Linked DNA regions of Homo sapiens: all the other regions are linked to region 1. A link is an interaction called in ENCODE POLR2A ChIA-PET data of the cell type or tissue named here. Cell type or tissue: OCI-LY7. All regions are shown on one strand.

The links. Peaks named below come from ENCODE experiments on the same cell type or tissue, not always from the same donor. Only the 100,000 strongest peaks of a DNase experiment are listed, where the experiment ranks them.
Region 2: POLR2A ChIA-PET joins it to region 1 with 7 read pairs; 4 of 35 experiments call an interaction of 5 or more read pairs at or near these places.
Region 3: POLR2A ChIA-PET joins it to region 1 with 5 read pairs; 3 of 35 experiments call an interaction of 5 or more read pairs at or near these places.

What each region holds. Positions count from the first base shown.
Region 1 is chr1:155,814,149-155,819,148 of GRCh38, reverse strand. It overlaps GON4L (gon-4 like), which reads left to right. Exons shown (of 32, transcript NM_001282860.2): 7 at 2,887-2,937; 8 at 3,249-3,344; 9 at 4,700-4,819. Among named protein-coding and RNA genes, the nearest start is that of GON4L, 41 kb to the left of the region's middle. In OCI-LY7, no CTCF peak of the experiment used is centred here; a DNase peak (open chromatin) is centred at 2,598; H3K4me3 peaks cover 689 bases; H3K27ac peaks cover 2,616 bases.
Region 2 is chr1:155,751,926-155,756,925 of GRCh38, reverse strand. It overlaps GON4L (gon-4 like), which reads left to right. Exons shown (of 32, transcript NM_001282860.2): 28 at 2,438-2,551; 29 at 3,512-3,722; 30 at 4,336-4,966. Among named protein-coding and RNA genes, the nearest start is that of DAP3, 65 kb to the right of the region's middle. In OCI-LY7, no CTCF peak of the experiment used is centred here; no DNase peak of the experiment used is centred here.
Region 3 is chr1:154,946,743-154,951,742 of GRCh38, reverse strand. It overlaps PBXIP1 (PBX homeobox interacting protein 1), which reads left to right. Exons shown (of 11, transcript NM_020524.4): 4 at 208-272; 5 at 346-511; 6 at 3,377-3,610; 7 at 3,738-3,761; 8 at 4,031-4,101; 9 at 4,195-4,326; 10 at 4,940-5,000. Among named protein-coding and RNA genes, the nearest start is that of PBXIP1, 6.9 kb to the left of the region's middle. In OCI-LY7, no CTCF peak of the experiment used is centred here; no DNase peak of the experiment used is centred here; H3K4me3 peaks cover 794 bases; H3K27ac peaks cover 764 bases.

The sequences.
Region 1 (5,000 bases):
TTGTATTTTTTAAAATTTTTATTAGAGATGGGGTTGCACCATGTTTGGCCAGCCTGGTTTCAAACTCCTGACCTCAAATCATCTGCCCGCCTTGGCCTCCCAAAGTACTGGGATTACAGGCATGAGCCACTGTGCCTGGCCTTTTTGTTTTGAGATGGAGTCTCACTCTGTCACCTAGGCTGGAGTGCAGTGGTGCGATCTCAGCTCACTGCAACCTCTGGCTCCCAGGTTCAAGCGATTCTCATGCCTCAGCCTGCTGAGTAGCTGGGATTATAGGCATGCACCACCACACGCATCTAATTTTTGTAGTTTTAGTAGAGATGGGGTTTCACCATGTTGGCCAGGCTGGTTTCCAATTGACCCATGTGATCGCCCGCCTTGTCCTCCCAATGTGCTAGGATTACAGGCGTGAGCCACTGTGCCCGTCCCATATCCTTTTAAAAGTATGCCAAAAGAAGACTCTACTGAACCAGATATGGTTTGACTAGTAGTTAGATTATCTCCACAGTGTTCCAGATTACATATTTCTCCTAATGTAGCCTAAGGTCAAATTGACCTTTGTTTTTGGCAATCACATCACTTTTTTTGGTCTGGTTGACTAACTCTTGTTGCATAAATTGAAATTTCATCTTTCTCTAGGATGTGTTCACAAATGAATAGGTGGTAGCTATGATGAAAGCAGCCATCAGTGAGGAAGTTCTATGAAGTCTACTTGACATATAGAATATAATTAACATGGCTGGGCACGGTGGCTCATGCCTGTAATCCCAGCACTTTGGGAGGCCGAGGCAGCTGGATCACCTGAGGTCAGGAGTTTGAGACCAGCCTGGCCAACATGGCGAAACCCCGTCTCTACTAAAAATACAACAGTTAGCTGGGCGTGTGGTGGGCGCCTGTAATCCCAGCTACAGAGACGAGAGGATCGCTTGAACTCAGGAGGGAGAGGTTGCAGTGAGCGGAGACCATGCCACTGCACTCCAGCCTGGGTGATAGAGCAAGACTCTGTCTTAAAAAAAAAAAAGAATATAATTAACATTAATTCTTTATTTGATTTGGGGAAAAAAAATCCAAGGAGATCAAATTAGGCTCTGAATTATGTTTATTGGCCATGAATATAGATGTGGAGAAGTTGGGCCATCCAAGACGGTATAGTTTACGTAGGAGAGCAAGTATTAAAATGTAGGTCTCTTGCTTCTTAATTCTTTCTTTTTTTTTTTTTTTTTTTCAGTGACTTGCTCTGTTGCTCAGGCTAGAGTACAGTGGCCTAATCATAGCTCACTGCAGCCTTGAACTCCTTCCTGTGCTCAAGGGATCTTCCTGCCTTAGCCTCGCAGACAGCTAGGCCTATAGGCATGTGCCACCATGTCCAGCTAATTGGTTTTTTTGAAACATTCTTTTGTAGAAATAGGGTCTTAATGTGTTGCCCAGGCTGAACTCAAACTCCTGGGCTCAAGTGATCCTTCTGCCTTGATCTCCCAACATGGGGGGATTACAGGCATGAGCCGCTATACTTGGCCTTCTTAATTCTTACTAGACTGACTCCAACACACTTCTGAATGCTGGCTTGCCTTTCTAATGGATTTGGCAGTAGGTAGGAAAGGGAAATGGGCCTGAATCACATCATTCCCTTTACCCTATATTGGTCCCACCTACACAGCACTAGATAAATGGTCAGAACATAGCAGGGCTGATTTGATTTGAGAAGCTAAGACTCCTTTTAGAGACAGAACCTAATGGCCAGTTGGCTTTTGTTCATAAGGTGCTTTTGGTTGGGTTACAATTAAATGGTCAAGAAATTATACATCCTCAATGGCATTTTATCAGCAGTATATAAGAACTTTAAAAAAGTTCTTTAGGCTAGATGTGGTGGCTCACACCTATAATCCCAGTGCTTTGAGAGGCTAAGGTGGGAGGATTGTTTGAGCCCAGGATTTTGAGACCAGCCTGGGAAACCTAATGAGACTCCATCTCTACAAAAAATTTAAAAAATTAGTGAGGCCTGGTGAGGAGGCATGCCTGTAGTCCTAGCTAATTAGTAGGCTGAGGCAGGAGGATCGCTTGAGCTCAGGAATTTGAGGCTGCAGTGAGCTCTGATTGTGCTGCTGCTCTAGCCTAGGCAACAGGGCAAGATCCTGTCTCAAAACAAAAACAAAAACAAGAAAAACTTTCCCCCTAGCTCTTATAAAAATTTTCAAACATTCAAAAAGTTGAAAGATTGTTACAATGAATCTAAATTCCAAGAGTAATATTTTGCCATATTTGCTTTATATCTCTCTGTGTTGTTTTTTCCTGTACTATTGGAAAAATAAGTGTGGACAACATGAAACTTTGCCCTAAATGCCCTGGTAAAAGCTTTTTTTTTTTTTTTTTTTTTTAAGAAAAAAAAAAGCCCATAGGCAGAGCAGGGCTACCCCATAGGCAGAATAGTCCATAAAAGCTTTTCATGGCTGGCTTTTTGGAGTTGTACTTATGGTGGATTCATGTAACTGATTACAAAAATATATTGCTGTTAAAAGACTACTGTAACCAAAATATCTTAGGTTTGTGTAGTTTAATAGTTTATAAATAGTTGTCACATCTGTTGTTCCATGTAAACCGCAGCTGTGATATGAACAAGGTAGACATTGTTTTCTTCATTTATAGAAAGAAGTGAGGCTTACCAGGTGTAAGGCAGAAATGCTAATGACAGTAATAGATTCTTTCCTGGTTTCTTCTTTCTAACTCTGACAAATAATTGAGAGTATACCCTCAGGGATAATCAACACCTCTAGATCACTGCAGTTACTTGTTAAGTATATGGCTGTTAGTGATGGTACAGAGGAAGTAAACATGAAAAACAATTATTTCAGTTAAGATAACTTAATTATTTATATTCTTTGTTGGTAGGTAATTCCAACATGGAATATTTCACCAATTAAGAAGGCCAATGAAATTAAGGTAAACTTGGAAGAAATAATTGTTATTCTTTTCCAGAAAGACTTCATCGGTTTTGAAACTTAAGTACTTCCTCTTTAACTTTTCTTGATCAATCTTTGTTTTAATTCCAGCTTTGTTTTTTTCCATTCTATTACTCTTAGGTTTGTATCTCATGGAATTCACTTTAACCTCTGCCTCGTGTTATTTGCTTTAGCTGTACATTATGCTCTTAGGATTTTTTTTTTTTCTGCCCTGCTTCTTCCCCTTATTTTCCAAATACGTATGATTTGTGTTTCCCATTACTTCATTTCTTTCTAATTGTACTAATGTAGCCTCCTCAGTTTGTGGATATCCACCTTGAAGAAGATGATTCCTCAGATGAAGAATACCAGCCGGATGATGAAGAAGAAGATGAAACTGCTGAAGAGGTCAGTGAATGTTAGTTGGTAATATTTGTCTTAATAGAGCAGGGTATACTTTGCTTCCTTAGTAATGTCACTTGTAGAGAGGATTGAGACATGGTTCTTTTTTCAGCTCATTTCTGTGCTTTAAGCTGTTTTTCTGCCCTTTATACTCCCTTAATTTTAGAATTTGTTGTATTATGAAATACAGCATAGAAACGTGCATAGAATAAAAATGTATAGCTTTGGTTATTATAATGCAAATCCTCATGAAACTCATAGCAAAGTCAAGAAATATATCATTACTAGGACAACCCCTGTATACCCTCCCCAGTCACAATCACCTCCCTCCCCCTAAAAATAACCACTACCCTGCCTTTTAGTAATTATTTCTTTGCTTTTCTTTATAGTTGTATCACCTCAATATGTATCTCTACACACTGTAGTTCAATTGTTACTGTTTTGAACTTTATATAAATGGACCCATGTTTATATGTTTTGTTCCTAGCTTTTTAAAATTCAACATTAAGCTTTTGAGATTCATTTATACTATTGGTTTTAGCTATACTTCGTTCCCTTTCATTGCTGTGTTAATATGTTCTTTGACTTGTTTCTTAATGTGTTCTTTGAATTGTTTTGTAAAAGGATTTTAGACCAAGGCCTTACACTTTGTAATGCAGATTAGGATAGTGATCTGATCCCTGTCCCCACCTTTAGGATTTTTTTTTTGAGTCTCCTCTGTTGCCCATGGAGTGCAGTGTGCGATGTTGGCTCACTGCCATCTCCATCTCCCGGGTTCAGGCAAGTCTCCTGCCTCAGCCTCCTGAGTAGCTGGAATTAACAGGCGTGCGCTACCATGCCTGGCTAATTTTTGTATTTTTAGTAGAGATGGGGTTTCGCCATGTTGGCCAGGCTGGTCTCGGACTTCTGACCTCAAGTGATCCACCCGCCTCGGCCTTCCAAAGTGCTGGGATTACAGGCATAAGACACTGACTGCACCTGGCCTTTAAGTTTCTATTTAAATTTTATTTTCTGTTACTGTAACTAGTTGAGTGATGGATTTTATTTATTTATTTATTTATTTTTGAGACAGAGTCTCGCTCTGCCACCCAGGCTGGAGTGCAGTGGCGTGATCTCGGCTCACTGCAACCTCCATCTCCTGGATTCAAGTGATACTCCTGCCTCAGCCTCCCGAGTAGCTGGGATTACAGGTGCACGCCACCGCGCCTGGCTTATTTTTGTATTTTTAGCAGAGACGGGTGTTCACCATGTTGGCCAGGCTGAGTGATTGATATTTTATGATTCCTTCTCTTGAGATACTTCAGACTTTGTGGAATGAGGTAGGGGCATAAATATTAAGGCGAACTGGATTTATTTTGTAGAGCTTATTGGAAAGTGATGTTGAAAGCACTGCTTCATCTCCACGTGGGGCAAAGAAATCCAGATTGAGGCAGTCTTCTGAGATGACTGAAACAGATGAGGAGAGTGGCATATTATCAGAGGTAAATCGGCATCATACAAAAGAGATGTTAGACATAACTGTCTAAGTAGATTTTTTAACTGTATAAGTAGATTATTTATCCATGGTGATTCTGGGCTGTCACCCTTTTTCAAAGTTTCTTAAGTTAGTAAACAGTTCAGAGAAGGCTAGAACTCAGTGATAGCCAAAGAACTTTTCTGAGT
Region 2 (5,000 bases), 62 kb after region 1:
ACAGAATCTCGCTCTGTCACCCAAACTAGAGTGCAGTGGCGTAATCTTGGCTCACTGCAACCTCCACCTCCCAGATTCAAGCGATTCTCCCACCTCAGCCTCTCAAGTAGCTGGAATTACAGACAGGCGCCAGCCACCACGCCCAGCAAATTTTTGTATTTTTAGTAGAGATGGATTTTCACTATGTTGGCCAGGCTGGTCTCGAACTCCTTACCTCAAGTGATCCACCCGCCTCGGCCTCCCAAAGTGCTGGGATTACAAGTGTGAGCCACTACGCCTGGCCTAAAATCATGATAAGGTATGCCAAGTTATTGAAAATTATCTATGTTTCATGAATCAAGCCTTGCGTTTTCTCACTGAACATTTCTGTGGCTTACTATGGCCCAAGGTTTCTAGTTCAAAGGCTCTAGGATCTGAGACGATCACGGAGAACAAACCAAAGGTCAGGCTGATACAGACATGCAGAGCCTTTGGGAAAACTGCAGTTGTTGCAGGGGCCCCAGGATTCCCTAGTTAGAAGGATTTGTTTCTTCCCCTTTTCTGTCTAGCTCAGAGTTATTACCCTTAATTCAACTTTTTTCATTTTTGCTCATGTGAGAAAATAGAGCCAATTGAGGATGAGCTTGTTATTAAAAAAATAAAATAGAACCAAGATTCCCCATATTAATAATAATGATAGCAGCTAATACTTAGTTGTATTACAAAGTGTCAGGCATTCTGGGAAGTATTTTAATGGATTATTGACACATTTAATTCTCACAGTAATCCTATGGAGAGATTGCTCTTGTTTGCATTTTACAGAAGACATAACTGAAGTGCAGAGAGGCTGTTGTCAGGGTCTCATATTTAGTAAGTGGTGGTGCTAGGATATGAACTCCTCAGGTAAGCCATCTGTGGAGTCTACTGGTTGTCACTGCTCTTCAAGCAGTATTTTTTTTTTTTTTTTTTAATTCGTGTTTCCTGACCAAGCGTTTTTTCTCTTTTCTGGGGAGAAACTGCTTCTTAGTAGCTGTATGACCTTGGGAAACGTATTTAACCTCTCTTTGTTTCAGTTTCTTCATCATAAATTGGGATGATAATGGTACTTACTTACGTCTTGGGTTTATTAAACAGTGTCACTGAGTAGGCTTTCCATGGGTACAAAGTTCTCTCTGAAGGGGATTGGAAGAGATGGGAGAGCTGAAGTCACAGAGAGACAGAAACAAAGACATTATATCTCATGATGGAGCTCTCCAGTGATTTTGCCTCAGATTATGTCTGACTTAAATATTTCTTGAAACATCTGGGGCAATTGGGATATGTCAGTCTTTAGGTCATTTAGGGATTGTTTCAGGGATTCATAATAGGCCTTAATCTAGTTTGGGCTATTGATTTCCCCAGGCGATGTGAGGAGTTGATACATAAAAGAGGATGGGGTCCGGGCGTGGTGGCTCATGCCTGTAATCCCAGCATTTTGGGAGGTCGAGGTGGGTGGATCACTTGAGGACAGGAGTTCAAGACCAGCCAGAGTAACATTGCGAATTCCTATCTCTACTAAAAATACAAAAATTAGCCATAGGCTAGGTGCTGTGGCTTACACCTCTAATGCCAGCACTTTGCAAGGCCAAGGCGGGCGGATTACTTCAGGTCAGGAGTTCGAAACCAGCCTGGTCAACATGGCGAAATCCCATCTCACTGAAAATACAAAAAAAATTAGGCTTAGTGGCATGCGCCTGTAATCCCAGCTACTTGGGAGGCTGAGACATGGGAATCGCTTGATCCCGGGGAGTGGAAGTTGCGCTAAGCTGAGATCACGCCACTGCACTCCAGCCTGGGAGAAAGAGCGAGACTCCATCTCAAAAAAAAAAAAAAAAAAAAATTAGCTAGGCGTGGTGGTGCGCAGTCCCAGCTACTTGGGAGGCTGAGGTGGGAAAATCACTTGAGCCCAGGAGGCAGAGGTTGCAGTGAGCCATGAATGTGACACTGCACTCTAGCCTGGGTGACAGAGCCAGACCTTATCTCAAAAAAAAAAAAAAAAAAAAAGCATGGGGAGAGGGTGGGCTGTGTTGTGTTCATATGGCTCACAACTTTAGCTTCCTCTCTTGGTACCAAAAATACGGCCAGGCACAGTGGCTCATGCCTGTAATCCTAGCACTTTGGGACGCTGAGGGAGGGCAGATCAAGAGGTCAGGAGTTCGAGACCAGCCTGACCAACATGGTGAAACCCTGTCTCTACTAAAAATACAAAAATTAGCTGGGTGTGGTGGCGCATACCTGTAATCCCAGTTACTCAGGAGCCTGAGGCAGGAGAATCCCTTGAACCTGGGAGGCAGAGGTTGCGGTGAGCTGACATCGTGCCACTGCAACCCAGCCTGGGCCACAGAGCGAGACTCTGTCTCAAAAAAAAAAAAAAAAAAAAAAACAACTTGGCAGCTAATCAAGCCCAAGTATCTCCTAGGAGACTGAATGGCCAGATGGGGCCAAGGACTGTGCCTGCTCCTGCCATGAAGGAGGTCCAGATTCCAAGCTGAAGAAGAGCAAAAGGCGGAGCTGTAGCCACTGTAGCAGCAAGGTGAGGAAAGTATCAAGGGTCCCGAGGGTATCAGAGCTGCTGGGGGATTGTTTGCTACCAAGAATTGTACCTTACTGAATTCCTAAAAAGGCACATATATAAATAACATTCAGTATACACATATGTGTACATATGCAAAATAAATGGAATCTGCTAGAAATACGTGATAGATTTTGTTTTTTAAAGAGAATTCTGTGAGTAAAGCTTTTGGAATTGGAAAAACAAAATACCAGTTAAAATATTTCCCTCAGATATTAGAAAATGAAATAAACCTCTGTCGTGAAAATAGTCTCTACAAGTAATCCTGGTTCTCTAGAATGGAGTTGGTTGGCAGGAAAAACACAGTTCTTGGTGAGAGAAGGAGTTGTGGAATCCAATACTCTATTCGGGGCCATTTAAAATCCTTGGAGCAGGGAGGCAGAGGTTGCAGTGAGCCATGATGATACCACTGAGCTCCAGCCTGGGTGACAGAGTGAGACCGTGTTTAAAAAAAAAAAAAATCAAATCCTTGGAGGAATAGCTGGGCAACAGGGCACTCAGGAGGCTCAGGTGGGAGGATCACTTGAGCCCAGGAGTCTGAGGCTATAGTGTACCACCATGGTCATGCCTGTGTAAACAGCCACTGCACTCCAGCCTGGGCAAGATAATCTGTGTCATCTGAGACCCTGTCTCTGTCTATCTTTTCTTTTTGTTTGTCATTTGAGACAGAGTCTCACTATGTTACCCAGGCTGATCTTGAACCCTTAGGCTCAAGTGATGCTCACACCTTAGCCTCCCAAGTAACTAGGTTTATAGGCATGTACCACTGCACCCAGTTGAAACTCTGTCAACAAAATTGTTGGAGCAGACATGCATGTGGGTTGACTTGATGAGCATCAGGCAGGGCTTCTTCCTTTGGTGGGCCCCAACCAAAGACATAGGCAGTCAGAACACCTTTGACCCGGAAGACCATCCCTGCAGGTCTGTGACAGCAAATCCTACAAGAGCAAGGAGCCCCATGAGTTGGTGGGCAGCAGCCCCCACCGAGAGGCTAGTCCTATGCCTGGTGCTAAGGAAGCTGGGCAGGGCAAGGATATGATGGAAGAGGAAGCCCCAGAGGAGCGGGAGAGCACTGAGGCCACCCAGAGCAGGACTGTCAGGACCACCAGAAAGGGAGAGATGCCTGTTTCAGGTGAGTGATTTGCCAACGCAGCCCTTCTGTTCCTCAGTCTCGTTATCCTGTACTCCAGACAGGAACCTCCATGAGCCTGGATAAATAGCCTTTTCAGGGATGGATATACCACCTCTTTCACTGATGGACCCATAGGAAGCCCTTCTGCTGTTCAGGCTTTTTCTATCATATGGCCTCACTCCTCTTGCAGAATTAAGAATGCCACAAATTTCATGCAATTCAACATTGTCTTGTGTTTTATTCCAAAAACCCTTCCCCCTGTCTCCAAATCTAGTGTAATCTACATCCTAAAGACTGGGCCGTTCTCAGCTTTGGCAGTAGGACTTTATATCTTTGCATAAGTGACATTATGCCCCCCACCTCCACCCAACTCTTTTATTATTTATATTTTCTTGTAGAGATGGAGTCTCACCATATTGCCCAGGCTAGTCTCAAACCCCTGGCAGTCCCACCACTTTGGCTTCCCAAAGTGCGGACATTATAGGTGTGAGCCACCATGCCCAGCCCTCTTTTTTATTAGAATTTTTGCACAGTACCTGGCCACAGGTAATTTCTCGTGCTTAGGTGCATCTTGAACCTGACAGTACCCTGAGATCCTTATTTTCCTCCTAAGCAGGATTGGCAGTGGGGAGCACTTTGCCATCCCCTCGAGAAGTGACTGTTACAGAACGGCTCCTCCTGGATGGCCCACCACCTCATTCACCAGAGACTCCTCAATTTCCCCCCACAACTGGAGCTGTACTGTACACTGTTAAGAGAAACCAGGTTGGGCCTGAGGTTCGCTCCTGCCCCAAGGCATCCCCCAGACTTCAGAAAGAGAGGGAGGGCCAAAAGGCAGTGAGTGAGTCAGAGGCTTTGATGCTGGTCTGGGATGCATCAGAAACTGAGAAATTGCCTGGTACCGTGGAACCCCCTGCTTCCTTCCTGAGTCCTGTTTCCTCAAAGACCAGAGATGCAGGGAGAAGACATGTGTCCGGGAAACCAGACACTCAAGAGAGATGGCTGCCCTCAAGCAGAGCTCGGGTGAAGACAAGAGACAGGACGTGCCCTGTCCATGAATCTCCATCAGGAATTGACACCTCAGAGACTTCTCCCAAAGCCCCTAGAGGGGGTTTGGCTAAAGACAGTGGAACACAGGCCAAGGGTCCAGAGGGGGAGCAGCAGCCAAAGGCCGCAGAAGCTACGGTGTGTGCCAACAACAGCAAGGTCAGCTCCACTGGGGAAAAGGTTGTCCTGTGGACAAGGTAGGTAAGGGTGGATGACGTGTGTTTGGAAAAG
Region 3 (5,000 bases), 870 kb after region 1:
TTTGGGGTTTCTCAGTTTCCTCAGAGAAAGGGAGGCTGGTTCGTTTTAGTTCCTCCATTAATCTCAGTTGACAAACTCCTTTTCTCATTCCATCCTGGCTTTTTCCTGCCTCTTCCAACCTGGTAGGGGCCCGTGGGATGGACAGAGGGCTGCAAAGGAAATTCAGCTGGGGCAGTGGGTTTTTCTGCGCCTTTTCTCCTACCGCAGGGACGCTCTTCCAGACTGAAAGCCCTCAGTCTGGCAGCATTCTAACAGAGGAGACTGAGGTCAAGGTGAGGAGATTTGCTGTGGGAAGGAAGGGAGGCGGGGAGGGCTAGCAGCTGCTCACTGCTGCATCTGCATTAGGGCACCCTGGAAGGTGATGTTTGTGGTGTGGAGCCTCCTGGCCCAGGAGACACAGTAGTCCAGGGAGACCTGCAGGAGACCACCGTGGTGACAGGCCTGGGACCAGACACACAGGACCTGGAAGGCCAGAGCCCTCCACAGAGCCTGCCTTCAACCCCCAAAGCAGGTGAGAGTCTTCCTTGCCTCTCCTGTCACTCTCCTTCTAGAAGGTATGGGAGAGGGATCAGCCATCACTACTGAGCACATGCTGTGGTCCAGGCCCTAGGGCTGAGCAGCTTGGTGCTCTCCTTTCTCACCACTACCCCTGGGACGTTGAGGCCCAGAAAGGTTGAATGACTTGACCAAGGTCACACTGCTGGTAAGGGGCAGGGCCCACATCTGGTTGACTCTTTCCTCTCTGCCATGGGGACCTCCTCTTTTCTTGCTTCCAGAATTCAACCCTCATTTCTGGAGTCCCTTCCTTGTGCTGGCCCTGGGCCTGGGCAGAGGGAAGATGGTTGGTTACCGCCTATGTAAGCGGCAGATCAGACTGAGCCAAGGTGCATATCAGACCTAAGAGTGGTACAGAACTGTAATTAAGGTACTCCCAAAGGAAGGAGAGGCCATTCAGTCAGGGGACTGGTTGAGGGCAAGGGAGAGGCTGGGACAGTGAGAGGTGACATTTGAGTGGAGCCCTGAGCACAGAGTAGGCTTTTGGTACGTAGGGCAGGGAAAAGAGAATGTTTTAGGCCAAGGCTGCAGCATCAGCAAAGGAGTGGGGACCACCTGTCTTGTGCTAAGGAGCTCTGTTCCAGGCTTGTGGCAGAGGAGTGTAGGAATTGGTCCCTGTTGAGTGACAGGATGGAGGGCCTGGGGGCCATTTAGGAGGCAACTGCAGTGGTCAGGCAAAGATGATGCAGACCTGGGCCAGGCATGGTGGCTCGTGCCTATAATCCCAGCACTTTGGGAGGCTGAGGTAGGAGGATTGCTTGAGCCCAGGAATTCAAGACTGCAGTGAGCCATGGTCATCCCACTTCACTCTAGCCTGGGCAACAGAGGGAGACCCTGTCTCTAAAGGAAATAAAAATAGGCGGCAGGGTGCAGTGGCTCACGCCTGTAGTCCCAGCACTTTGAGAGGCCAAGGTGGGTGGATCACCTGAGGTCAGAAGTTTGAGACCAGCCTGGGCAACATGGTGAAACCCCGTCTCTATTAAAAATACAAAAATTAGCTCGGTGTGGTGGTGCACGCCTGTAGTCCCAGCTACTTCCCAGCTACCTGGGAAGCTGAGGCAGGAGAATCGCTTGAACCTGGGAGGCGGAGGTTGCAGTGAGCCAAGATTGTGCCACTGCACTCCAGCCTGGGTTACAGAGGTAGACTCTGCCTCAAAAAATAAAAATAAATAAAATAAAATAAAATAAAATAAAATAAATAAAAATAAAAATAGGCTGGGTGTGGTGGCTCACACCTGTAATCCTCACACTTTGGGAGGCACAGGCAGGAGGGGCTGGGCTAGGGTAACCCACCTAGGCCAGGCGTCTGTCCTAGCATCCTCCCCCAAAAGGAATGTTTCCTATTTACCCACACATCCTGACCCTCCCCTCTCCCACTATAGTCAGGGCGTCTTCCCAGTTCTTGGTTCACATCCCTTGTGCTAAGGTTTGGGCCAGGGCTGGCATACCTGTTCCACATGGTACATGAAACATACATGGTATCACCTGTGATTGATTGGTGTGGTCTGCCTGGAGCACTGTGTGGAAAAGGATTTAAAGAACATGCCAGGTGCCATGATCAGTTAACACTGTTCCAGGTATGGGAGGTGGAAACAAGACTGTGAGAGCCACACATTGGCTATCCTTAGGTGAATCTAGGAAGTGTGTGCTTATATAAAGATGTAGATGCCGAGGCTCAGGATGGAATTTGGGGATCCCTGTGTCTCATTCATGATGGAGATGGGGTGGAGGATGAAAACCAAATCCTCTGGGTGTTCCAGGCAGGTGGATCACTTGAGCTCAGGAGTTTGAGACCAGCCTGGGAAACATGGCAAAACCCCGTCTTTACAAAAAAATACACACACACACACACAAATTAGCCGGGTGTAATGATGCATGCCTATAGTCTCAGCTACTCAGGAGGCTGAGGTGGGAGGATCGCTTGAGCCTGGGAGGTGGAGGTTACAGTGAGTTGTGATCGTGCCACTGCACTCCAGCCTGGACGACAGAGCCAGACCCTGTCTCAAAAAATAAAAATAAATAAAAATAAATAAATATTAAAAAAAAAAGAAAGAAGATGCAGACCTGAACTAAGGCAGGTACAGTGTGGGTTGTGAACAGGGGTGGACTGTCAAGATGTTTAAGTGTAGAACTGTGAAACTGTCTGGATGTGAGGTGGAGAGGGAGGGCTTAGGTTAGCTAGATGGTGGAAGCAGTGCCTTCCCCTGAATTGGGGAAACACCAGAAAAGAACCAGTTTGCAGAGCAGTGTGTTGAATGTTTGGTCCCAGAGGGAGTGGCCAGCAGGCAGTCAGACATACAGGCTTGGAGCTCTGGGAGGCCAAGTGAGGAGTTACACACTAAGGACTCATTGCTGAAGGGGGGTGTCAGTGGTGTGGGTCAGAGAATTGTGACTATGTGTACAGTGAGAAGAGCAGAGAACCTGAAATGGTGCCAGGGAGACCACTGACTTTAGGATCAGGGAAGAGCCAGGGAGGGAGAATGGGAAGGAGTGGCCAGAGAGTTTGGAGGCAACCCAGGAGGGTGGTAATAGCTGCAGAAGTTTGATGCACAGCGCACACTGAGGAAGGAGGATGCTTTCAGGATGAAAATGGCTTTTATAGCTCGTAGATTGACAGCACTGGTCTCCTGCCTCCAGACTGGGCAGGGACAGTCATCAATGCCCAGGCAGAAGTGGGCAAGTGGGCAAGGTCTTCATGTGCCCCTCTCTGGGGTCAGGGCTGACGACCTCCCTCCCTGTGCCTTCCTCTGATTCCCCTCTCTCCCTGTGTCTCCCCATCTCTCCAGTCACCTCACTGCCCTGTCCCTGTCCTTTCCCCTAGCTTGGATCAGGGAGGAGGGCCGCTGCTCCAGCAGTGACGATGACACCGACGTGGACATGGAGGGTCTGCGGAGACGGCGGGGCCGGGAGGCCGGCCCACCTCAGCCCATGGTGCCCCTGGCTGTGGAGAACCAGGCTGGGGGTGAGGGTGCAGGCGGGGAGCTGGGCATCTCCCTCAACATGTGCCTCCTTGGGGCCCTGGTTCTGCTTGGCCTGGGGGTCCTCCTCTTCTCAGGTGAGTGGTACCTCTGAGGCTGGGGCTTTGGGCTTCCATGCCTGCCTGCCTTCCTGCCATGTTCTCACCTTACCTCACATCACCCCTCCCCGAGGGCCTCATCAGACTCCTCTGTCTCTGTCCTTAGGTGGCCTCTCAGAGTCTGAGACTGGTGAGTAGGGAGGAGCCTGTCTTGTGCTGGGGAGTTGTATGTGTTCTCTGGTTCTGTGGGTCAGGAGTAGGGGTGCTGGGGGCTCACATTTATTTCTCAGTTAGTGGCCTTGTCAGCTGTTCAGGGTGCCCCTTGGCCCTTTATCTCACCAAACCGCTCAGCCACAGGGTGGGTCCTGAGCAGGAGTGGTGGCTGTGTGAATGGGAAGGTGTGGGGAGAATGGGCTCTGTGTGCCTCAGGACCAGTTTCAGGGTTTCCCTTTCCCACAGGGCCCATGGAGGAAGTGGAGCGGCAGGTCCTCCCAGACCCCGAGGTGCTGGAAGCTGTGGGGGACAGGCAGGTATGTGTGAATGTCTCCAGAGGCAGGTGGGGCCTGGCTGGGGAGAACCTGGGCTGTGGGGTAGCATGGCATAACAGGCTCTTCTGCCCTCAGGATGGGCTAAGGGAACAGCTGCAGGCCCCAGTGCCTCCTGACAGTGTCCCCAGCCTGCAAAACATGGGTCTTCTGCTGGACAAGCTGGCCAAGGAGAACCAGGACATCCGGCTGCTGCAGGCCCAGCTGCAGGTGGGCACAGGCAGGAGGGGCTGGGCTAGGGTAACCCACCTAGGCCAGGCGTCTGTCCTAGCATCCTCCCCCAAAAGGAATGTTTCCTATTTACCCACACATCCTGACCCTCCCCTCTCCCACTATAGTCAGGGCGTCTTCCCAGTTCTTGGTTCACATCCCTTGTGCTAAGGTTTGGGCCAGGGCTGGCATACCTGTTCCACATGGTACATGAAACATACATGGTATCACCTGTGATTGATTGGTGTGGTCTGCCTGGAGCACTGTGTGGAAAAGGATTTAAAGAACATGCCAGGTGCCATGATCAGTTAACACTGTTCCAGGAAATAAGACTGTGAGAGCCACACATTGGCTATCCTTAGGTGAATCTAGGAAGTGTGTGCTTATATAAAGATGTAGATGCCGAGGCTCAGGATGGAATTTGGGGATCCCTGTGTCTCATTCATGATGGAGATGGGGTGGAGGATGAAAACCAAATCCTCTGGGTGTTCCAGGCTGTAAAACGGGCTCAGGCCACCTGCCCACTATAATAGAATGGAATTGGGGTAGAAGGCATTGGGGCTATCCTGACAAGAACTCTTTGTGACTTCCTTTGTCCCAAACCATATTCTAGGCCCAAAAGGAAGAGCTTCAGAGCCTGATGCACCAGCCCAAAGGGCTAGAGGAGGAGAATG